Regions from separate parts of the Homo sapiens genome. Here region 1 is linked to region 2. Evidence: chromatin loops called from intact Hi-C (ENCODE). Cell type or tissue: chondrocyte. All regions are shown on one strand. Each heading gives the region's core, and the rest is flanking DNA. Links, peaks and the distances in the headings are about the cores only.

Region 1 (5,384 bases), core at 294-5,293, 320 kb before region 2:
CCCAAAGTGCTGGGATTACAGGCGTGAACCACCGCACCCGGCCGAGGTTTTTTATTTCTCTTTACAAGGTCCTAAGTTGACAAACTATAAACATATAAACAGTTACATAGAAAGTATCAGGGAAGTTTTGGATTTAGAATATTACTAAGCTGTATTTTAAATAATGACCATTTAAGGATTCTCCTATCCAAGGGTATTGGTATTTTGAAAGCAAAGCGCAATGCCTATTATATAAAAGACATTCAATACATTTTTTAAATACATTTTGTAAAATAAGGCATTATAACTATCAAATTATGGACAGTTTTCCCTAGCTTCATTTGTAATGTTTACCAGTAAATTGAATAAAAGGCTAGTTATGGTATAATTTGCAGAGGTTGCTCTAGAATGTTCTTATAAAAGGGATCGTGGCATTGTGTTCTGGGTGGAACTAGAAAACTTGTCTTGAAGCTTGGTAGCTTCAGTAGCAGGCATACTGTTGCCTTGCGTGGTGGGCTTAGGGATGCTAATAGGACAAGATGCCCTTCCAGGCCACATGCTGGCTCATCCACTTTGCTAGCAGTTATGGATAAGAGGTAGAAGGAAAATATATTTATTTTTTGTTAATGGGGATATTTTATACAGACTAAATATATTCTTGTTAGTTCCTATGGCATTTCTATAAATGACCTCCCACCTGTTTTGTTAACTTATAAAATCACTGAGAAAACTTGCTTGTGTGTCTCTTTAAACTCCTGTTAAGCCTAGAATAGCGGTTAAAAAAATTGTATGTTTTCAACCAATATGTATTAGTCAATTAGCTTTTACTGAACCATCAATACTCAGTTGTGTTTATGATTTTTATCCTTGCAAGACACACCGTTTTAGAGATTCCAGTTAATGGGATAGATGGTAATTTAAGGATCTTTTTGATGCTAAGAGTCTAAGATGATCAAATCTATCAAGGAGAGATCTTGGTAACAATAAAGATGTTTTAGAAAAACTTGGGAATTTATTAGCCTTATATAGAGATACACATAATTCCAGTAGAATACAGTTATATAGATAGAAATTATGCATATTTACTAGTAAAAAATCTGCTAAATGAATAAACAGCCCTTGGTGTTGCTGCCCAAAGGCCTTTGGTGAAACCTGATGGGTTTTTCTGTACCACAGAATAGTCAAGGAGAGCCTCTGGAGAAGAGCATGCGGTCTGGATTTGGAAGCCTCAGTTTGATTTCTGGCTTTGTCACTTACCTTAGGCATTCAGTAAGTCACTTCACCTCTGTGTTCCTGTTTCCTCATCTGTAAAACAATGATAATAGTAGTAACTACTTTATAAGGTTGTTATAAAGATTACATGAGTGAATTCATTTCCATAAAATACTTAGAATATTATCTGGCCCATAAGCACTATATACATTCTCATGGTTTTTCTTGTTTCTTTTCATAGATATAGGTGGCTTCCAGACAATCTTTCCATACTTGGTGGTTAGAGCAGAAGAGATTCATGAAGAGCACTGCCCTTTGAAACAAAATCTCATATTCAGAAAACTGATGCCAAACACCAAGTAGCATGATTTCACTCTGAAGCAGTGTTTCAGCCATTGCCCTGGAATGGTTTTAAAGCAAGTGATATACTGCTGAAAGTGCTGCCTTTGATATTAAATGTTCATTAAAAATCTTCACTAAGACATAAAGTTTTTCACTACTATCTCTTGGTAAGGGTTCAAATTTGAGATGAAATTCCTTAAAGTGGTTAAAGCATTCATTGTCCCCTCTGCCTGATGCTTTTAACTAGTTTATTTTACAGAAGGAGTACTCTCTTCAAGTGGCTGTAGATTGAGACACTCTTACAGGCTTAGTTGTTGAGTCAACCACATTTAAAAAATGCACCTGCCCTTTGGTTTATGGTGCGTAATGCATTCCTCTCATAAACTGTAAATTGACAAAATTCCTTTGCCATTTTAAAATTGCTTAAAGTATTTATTTTTCTATATTCCTTGTAAGGAACTCCCCTGAGCACTCTTAACTTAATTGCTCTCTGAAAAATATTTTAAAGAAATTCCAGAAGTGGTAAAGCTCAGAGGAGCCCCACAAATACAAAGTGCTGAAGTAAAATATGATGCTAAATGGTGATAAGAGACTTAAAACTAGATTTCATTGTGATAAGAATGTGATAAAGTTTGATTGTAATTCTTATACCTCCTTTCAGAAAATCATGTTATAGAAAAATGTTCCTAAGCAGTAAAACAAAGCCATTTTAAAAAATAACTTCTCATGTGCACTCTTTAACAACCTAAGTGTTATGAAGTCTCTCAATTGAGATCTTTAACCGTAAATAGTTTTTGCCTTTTGTATTATGTCCAGATCCTATTTAATGCAATTAGAATACAAATTCCTATGTACTGAGGACCTTGATTACATAGATGAGATATTTCTTAGTTCCAGTTGGTGTTTCTCATCTCTTGTCTTCTCTGACCCTATTTATACATTCTCTGTTTTTATCAGATGATTCTTCCCCAGAACGGACTGGGAGAGCGAGGTCCGGGTTTCCTTCTATTTATTTGCATCGATGTCGCTCCGAGTCTTCAGCACTGGGCCGCGTATGACAGCATCTTAGTGGGTGCGGAGCGGGACAGCGCGCCGGGGGCGTGGCAGGGGCGTGGCCTGTCCGCGGGGCGGGGAGTGCGGGGCGGGGCTTCCGCGGAGCGCAGCGAGCGGGCACATCCCAGGTTAGCTGCTGCGAGCCGAGCCGGGCGGCGGAGGCGGCGGCGGCGGCGGCAGTGGCGGCAGTGGCGGCAGTGGCGGCAGCGGCAGCAGTTGCAGCAGTGGTGGCCAGAGCGGATGCTTGCGGGCTCCCTGCGGCTCCACTAGTTTTCTTCGCCCCGCCCAGCCGCCCACTCTTCTCGGCTAGGGAAGAAGACCAGAGGGTGCTCAGCTGGAAAACTCTGGTGTCTCAGCTTAGGGCCTCCTCCGGGAAGAGCTAACTGCTCCCAGGTGAAGCCGGTGCCCGCGGGCGGTCCGTACACCCCGCAGCCGGCTCGCACCGCTCGAGAGCCTCGGCCGCTGTGTCTTCCACGTCTGCAGCTCAGCCAGGGCGCGCAGGGCGAGTGGGGTCCACTGGCGGGTAAAGGGGACCAGGACGGCGAGGATGGACGCACAGACCTGGCCCGTGGGCTTTCGCTGCCTCCTCCTTCTGGCCCTGGTTGGGTCCGCCCGCAGCGAGGGCGTGCAGACCTGCGAAGAAGTTCGGAAACTTTTCCAGTGGCGGCTGCTGGGAGCTGTCAGGGGGCTGCCGGATTCGCCGCGGGCAGGTAAGGGGCAATGAGGGGGTCTCTGGACTGGCGGCGTCCGAGCCCGGCCTTCGCTCCCCCAGGCTCCCTTGGTGGCACTCGTGGGAAGATGACCTTTCGGGCCCTGCAGCCGCGCAGGGTGAATCCCGGGGAGGCTTCCGGGGATGCTTGGTGCGGGTAGCCTGAGTGCAGCGCAGCGCAGCTCTGGGGACCCCTAACCAAGCCTGCGACGAATCCCCGTTCTGGGCATCTGCTTCCCGCCCGGCTCCCTTCGTCTTGGAGGATGAGTTGGAAGGAACCAGGAAAGCAGACATCAGGGCGTGGGGGACACGCAGTCTAACTCCGTTTCTCTTCCGAGTAGGAATTTCCCCAGTGCCCCACCGGGGATTTCGGTTTACTGCTTTCTCATAAGGTGGAGGGAATTGAATTGATCGCCCCAAGTTTGGTACTAAAAATCACAAACCTGCGATATACCCCTTTGCTGGAGAATGGGGCACAGACAAGGGCAGCCGGTCTCCTCTGTAATTAGGACTTGGACCCTGTGCACCCAGAGACGTGACCCTTAGCTGCCCTTCTGTGCCCTCGTATCAAGCCCTGCTTGGAGGAAACCCAACCACCCAGTGTGTCTCCCAGCACCAAGGTAGTTTTTAGCCTGAAAAGTGTTAGGGCAACAGGCGATCAAACCGAACGTACTGGGGAGTCACTTGACATGGATGAGATGTACCAGCGTTCCAAAGGGAAAGATACAGTTTGTGTGGCCAGCGTGGATCTTGCTTCCTGTGAGCGCCTTTTGCCTGTGCTTTCGAACCCTGCTCCCCGTTTCCACCGCACCAATTTCCTTCTGCTGGTGGGAGTTCCAGTGTAGGTTCTGTCTGGAAGAATAGGTCATAGCTGTCAAACGCAATAGCAGGTGTCTAGAGCTAAGTAAGATCTCACTAGAGCCATGCACCCCTTTAGCTGTGACTATGAAGCCAACACAGACGAATCTGTGAGGTTACTGGTTGAACAAAGAACTTGTGGAGGACGCTTAAGTCTAAAGTCCCGAGTTTCCAGGGTTGGGGGACTTGCTTGTAGCAATGAGGAAGTGTGAGCTGTAGCCGCTTTTCTTGATTGCTTTGCTCAATTTTAAGTCATCCCAGAAAGAAAATCTAGGCATTCGGGAACACTGACTCCATTTGAGTTTACATGACCAGTCTTAAACCCAGCTATTTCTTTGTATACCTGTTTGGTACTAGGTGCTTTTTCTGTATTACTTGAAACAAAGTTGACATTCTCAGTTTAGGGCGATTCTTCTATCCCCAAATAAAATATCGCCTTATAGATCTGTATTTTTCTTAGTGCATTCTTTTCATTAGGAAATAAATCTCACTTTATTGGCTGCTGATAAAACTAAAGTGAGTTTGTGCGTGTGGGTGGTGAGGGTGTTATGATGTGAGATCTTTACCTGAATTATTAGATTTTTAGTCCCCAAATATGGTAACTTTGCCTGCTATGTTCACCGAATGTTGATGGCCAGCCCCTTCTCCCCAGTAAGGCCCTGATTTCACTCCACTCTGGTATCTCAGTATTTCTGGTATCTGCTGAATGCAACACATTGATTGGGTGTTCATCTCTTTTAAAGATGAACTTTCCAGAGTATCAGTCACTGAGACAGTGTCTTACCAGGATGTCAGGGAAAACTAAAGCTCTGTCCTAAGGAGAGGGAAATGACTGTAATTATTTGCATTTGATACACATGACACACAAAAAAGTTCCATGACGACAAGGAATCTTTCTTTTCTAAGTCACTCTGGATTGTTTCCCCATTGCTAGTAGATTTTTTAAATCTGTGGCTGAAGGTGATGGAGGAATCACGGGAGCACTCACAGAAGAGGCTTAGAGACATCAGTGGTACTGGTGAAAAGAAATGCTAAGTTCCTTTAATATTTTCACTAAGAAAAAGTCACACAAAAGTGCTATGCTGATTTAGATCCACCCCCCAAAAAAGGCATTCATATAGGAATTTGATATAATTCTGAAGTTTTGTGTCTGTATTGTTGGTCATTCTTTTACAAATAATTCAGCAAAATATTAAACTTTTTTAAACACTGATTCCTCTCATCTCTCTAA
Region 2 (5,384 bases), core at 198-5,197:
AGCCTTACTTTCCTGTTTATACCAGTGACCATCAGGAGCTGAAGACTTTTGCATTATCCAAGATCATTATTCCAACCTGTGTGTCTGATTTCTTCTGCCTTCTCAAATCCAACACCAATACCTGCACTATCTCTGAAATCTGCAAGTCAGATATCTCACATTATGGTCATTATTTCCTACCATTCCAGCTAACTTACTCCATTATTTTTACTTTTATTCAGTTATTGACATGATATTCACAAAATAGATCTATGGTTTAGGAAACTGTTTGCAATGCAATTTTAATTGAAAAAGAAGAATATAAAATTGTCATGTAAAAATTCATTGGAAAAAGACAGCTAATATAAAAAGGGGTGATGGACTTATGGGTGTTTTTGCCAATTTTAGAATAAAATATATTCTACTCCTTTATTTCTAATTCCAAAATCACTTTATCTTATGGAAATGTTCAATGTACTTACTCTTCTCCCTCATTTTTTTTTTCTCTTATTTCTCTCTTTACTAAATCTCCATTTAGATGATCTAGTACCTTCAAAGCAGGTGAATACAATTCTAATCAGCCTTGGATAAAGCTATAAAGAAAGGCATGTCAAATTCAGGTTATATGTTTAAACTGCATGTCTCCCTGACACTTCCACACTATGGAAAATGTTGTCTCACTTGTTTTGCAATAGAAGTATTTTGGATCAAATTATATGAAACGAGGTCTCTACATTAAAAATATAATCATGTGGTAATGGCTACTGTCCCCCCAAAAAACAAAACAAAACAGAATCTCACTAGATTCCATCCCTTCTCTAGGCTTTGTCCCATAAATCTGCCTTCCTTCTCCAAAATTCCGTGAATGATTTGTGTATTTCTTATTTATCTTTATCTCTTGCACCCCCACTGATCACTGTGCTTTCTTACCTGACTCTGTGCTGAAACTACACTTTCCACGAATCACTGATAGTGTTCTTCTGATTAGAGCCAATGATGAATTTTAGTCTTCATTTTACTTGCATTTTCAGTAGCTTTTGAAACATTTAATCATTTAATCTTTAAAAACAACAATAAATGCTTTCTGCATTTGTAGTTTGAGATAACTCACTCTTCTGAGATTGCCTTACTTCTCCTTGAGCTTCATCTCAGAATCATTTTCAACTTCCTTTGGTCTCCACATCTAAATGTTGGAATGCCCAAGAATCAGTCTTCAGCACTGTCTTTCCCCTATGCTCATCCAACTGCCTGCTGTTGAAAACCACATTTTTGTACCTTGCCTGATCTCTCCCTTGAGCTTTCAGTTCAGGTAACTAACAGCATATTGGACAGCTCCTCTTGGATGAGTGATTGTCATAGGAAGCCAAATATGTCCAAGAGAGACTTAATTTCTTCCCAAATCTCTTCCTTTAGTCTTCTCTATCTCATTTAATGATACCTTCATGTGCCCAGTCGCTTCAGACAAAAGATACCAGAGATTCATGAATCTGTCTTTCTTTCACTTGCTATGTTTAATCCACCCCTCAAGTTCTGCTGTCTCCTCCTTCAATAAATAGATCCAGATAGATAGACAGATAGATCCAGATAGATAGATCTTCCAACTGGATCTCAGTCCTCATAGACCACCCTTAGCAAAGGCAACATCATCTCTCCCCTGAAACACACTCAAAACTTCATAGCTGGATTCACTATTTTTATCTTGTCCATTTTCTTTCTTCCTTCCTTCCCTTTCTTTCTTTCTTTCTTTCTTTCTTTCTTTCTTTCTTTCTTTCTTTCTTTCTTTCTTTCTTTCTTTCTTTCTTTTTTTGGGTGGGGGGACTGAGTTTCACTCTTGTTGCCCAGGCTGGAATGCAATGGTGCAATCTCAGCTCACTGCAGCTTCCACCTTCCAGGGTCAAGCAATTCTCCTGTCTCAGCCCCTTGAGTAGCTGGACTTACAGGTGCCTGCCACCATGCCTGGCTAATTTTTGTGTTTTTAGTAGAGATAGGGTTTCACCGTGTTGGCCAGGCTGGTGTCGAACTCCTGACCTCATGCGATCTGCCTGCCTCAGCCTCCCAAAGTGTTGTGATTACAGGCGTGAGCCACCGTGCCCAGCCTCTTGTCCATTTTCTTATGCCCTGTGCATACATCTCTCCAAATGACAGCCAGTGTGATATTTTTTTTGAAACATAAAAGAGATCATGTTACTGCCATGCTCAAAATTCTCCAGTTACTTCAGAGCCCACTTAGAACACAAATTTAGCCCTTGGCAGAGCATGTGGGAAACTACCCGATGATCTGGCCAGTCTGCCTCTTGCCTCATCCCCCTAGGCTCCCCAGTACTATGTGGCATTTTTCAGTTTCAGTGGCCTTTCTTTCTCTTCTATTTTAGAGTTGTTCTCTCTGCATATAAAGTTTTTCCCTGTGATCTTCCCATGGCTGTTTGTTAACATTATTCAGAACATAACCTAAATACTACTTTCCAAACAAGTAGAAAATAGTATTTAAACCAATTGACCACCTGGCTGGAGCACCCCACCCCCACTCTACCCCATTCCACTACCAATGATGCATTCTTAACTAAATAACATTCATCAAGACTTAAAGTTGTCTATTTAATGTCATAATTTTAGTTTTCTCACTGGAATATAAGCTCCTAGAGAGAAGGTTCCTTGCTCTATTCCCATCTACTACAATAATGTCCTACCAATAATGAGGGCTCAGTGTATTGATTGACATTGTCATCTGCAGCTAAACAAGAACAAAAATTGATTTGGCTTTCAGTCTTTGAACTTCTTAAACAAAGGCATCTTTAAAACTGGAAATCAGGAAGGAAAGAAAAAGAGAGAAAGAGAAAAAGGGGAAATAATTGAAATCCTTGGTCAATTCTCAGTATCTCTATTCCTGACTTTGAGAGAGCTCAGTCTGGACAAATTAGTCTACAATTATGGGTTGGTTTTCCATTTCTTATTTAACGACATTGGCCCTGCAGCCTCAGCCTGGTGGTTTTCCATAAAAGACTAGATTTTTCTGAAGATTTCTCATATCTAAGCACTTGTCACTTGGGCTTACAAGTTGGATTTTCCTTTAAGAGCCTGAACTAAATGCTTTAAATGGACCCATACAGTAAGTTTAATTAATAATTATGAATAGGAATGAAATGCAGAAGCGCCCTCTGGTGGTTTAATATATAGGAATGCAAAAATAGCAACGTGGAATCAAGATTCTTTTCACAGTGGGGCCAATAGGAGATTATTAAAACGTGCTTCTGCTTCTCCCTGTCTTTCCCTTCCTCTGCCTCTTCCTCCTTATTCTTTTCCTTAATTCAAAATATAATATGAGTTAGAATGGGAAAATTTATGACAATATCTAGCAGAAATCCATGTGGAGAAGCAACTTGTGGAAAACTGAAAGGATCCATGCCTCCAAGTAAACACTTTAAACAGAAGACCTTCTTTACTCTTTGCTAACCATAGCATAAACATACCTCTAATTCTTGCCAAGCAGAGATAGTATGTGTTTCCTCTCTTACTTAACCTTAACATTACTTTATTTGGTTTTCCCCAAGAACTGGGCACCTTGTACAAATTTGGAATTTTCCTTATGGGTAGCTTGTTTAAAGGCAGTGCTTTATGGAGTCTTAATAATTTATAACTTCCTATAAATATTCCTTGTTGCAATACTAGAATGTACTAGTGTTTTAAAAGTGGTATTATGGTTATAACTTTTATATGTTTTCCGTACCTGGCTTATGGAATTATTTGTACCTTGAATGTAGCATATCTACTATTTGGATGGCAGTTGTTTCATAGTTTTAGGGCATAATATTTTGTAATCACTTATTTTTATTTATTTTTTTTTCATTTCTATTGATACAAACGTAGCAACATAGTAAAAGCTCTTCTCCTCCTCCTTTTTTGTGGGGTGGGGACAGTATATTATACGAGTTCTCTTTCTCCTGCATCTGAAAGATTTTCCTTCTGCCATTTACATTTTATATACATTTTATGATTTCATCTATTTGCATGGGTTTAACTATTGGCTCTATGCATGCAATTCTATTCATTAACTTGGTTTTGATCTCCAATCTATTATTTAGAGCTGTCTTTTAGAAATTACCTCACAATTAAAGCTCAAAATGAGAATTAATCTCTCCCTCCAAAAAAAAAACAGGTACACCATAAACTAAATTTGTTCTACCTTCTAACTTCCATATATCAGTGTCTGGCTCTTTAATCATCCCGATTACTAGGTTTAAAACCACCAAGAGCTTTAACTTCTTCATTCTTACCTTATATAGGGAGTCAACCCCTAGTCAAATACCATTCACTGCACTCATAAAGGAACTTTCCCTTTTCCTCTCTGATTTCACTGGTTCTGAGTTTATTCCAATATTCTCTTACCTCACCTATTGGAATAGTCCCTTTGTTGATTGCAATGACTATAGCAGATCTTTCTAAAACAGGGCTTTGATAATTCTGTTCCCTTGCCCATTAGTTATTAATATAGTACAATAGTCTGAAAAATAAAATCCAAATCTAATGTATCTGGGACATTACCTCTGCCCCCATAGTGACCTGGCCCAACTTACTACCTTCCTAAATTTGTTCTCATTGAAATAAAACTAAAATCGTGGACTTTCTCTCTGTGTTGAAGAATTAGCTTCTCCAACACTGAGAAGAACAGATTTGTGGGAACAGATTTTACCCCTAAAATCAGCCAGCAATTTTAGAAACTAGTTCTCAGAATCATAAGGGAACTGAACATGAGAAAATAAACTCAAATTTGTTGTTATAACAGAAAAAATTACCAATAGCATAGTTCCTCTGGACAGTTTAAAATTAGCTTTTAATATAATGATATGAGTTATTTAATATAATGGAGCACAGCACATGTGTCCACAAACTACTTTGTTTCTTATTTTATTTATGTATCATTATTATTATCAAGGATACATGCAGACTCATGCCTTATGTAATCTATTAACCGCCTCTCTGTTAACACCAAGCATCCCAGATGTGGCCTGAAGCAAAGCAATCAGTTACCCTGACATCCAAGGGACTGTGAAGTGAGCCTGTGCCTCCTCCTCTAACCCAGTGTGCTTAATAATCACTCGAACTACCTCCTTTTTTTTTTCAATTTGTAATTTCCTTTTCAATTTGTAATATTCTAAACATTTTTGCTTTTCAACTTGTATTATTATTAATAAACATTAAGGAAGTACCATTGCAAAAGAAATGGAGACTATGGGGTAGGCACGGTGTCTCATGCCTGTAATTCCAGCATTTTGGGAGGCTGAGGTGGGAGGATCACTTGAGGCCAGGGGTTTGAGACCAGCCCTGGCAACATAGTGAGATCCCATCTCTACAAAAAAATAAAAGGATAAAAAATAAGCCAGGCATGGTGGCATGCGCCTATAGTCCAG

The links. Peaks named below come from ENCODE experiments on the same cell type or tissue, not always from the same donor. Only the 100,000 strongest peaks of a DNase experiment are listed, where the experiment ranks them.
Region 1: a loop joins it to region 2, with 2.9 times the contacts of the local background. A loop is called at or near these places in 40 of 110 quality-filtered maps.

What each region holds. Positions count from the first base shown.
Region 1 is chr13:91,395,914-91,401,297 of GRCh38, forward strand. It overlaps GPC5 (glypican 5), which reads left to right and starts at 2,708. Exons shown (of 8, transcript NM_004466.6): 1 at 2,708-3,296. The coding sequence starts at 3,134. It overlaps LOC124903189 (a long non-coding RNA gene), which reads left to right and starts at 964. Exons shown (of 2, transcript XR_007063831.1): 1 at 964-1,248; 2 at 1,433-1,675. RefSeq lists silencers at 2,522-2,816, 2,523-2,792. In chondrocyte, for the core only: no CTCF peak of the experiment used is centred there; DNase peaks (open chromatin) are centred at 2,771 and 3,288.
Region 2 is chr13:91,719,359-91,724,742 of GRCh38, forward strand. All of the region lies in intron 3 of GPC5 (glypican 5), which reads left to right. Among named protein-coding and RNA genes, the nearest start is that of GPC5, 320 kb to the left of the region's middle. In chondrocyte, for the core only: CTCF peaks have their summits at 3,113 (motif pointing left) and 3,315; no DNase peak of the experiment used is centred there.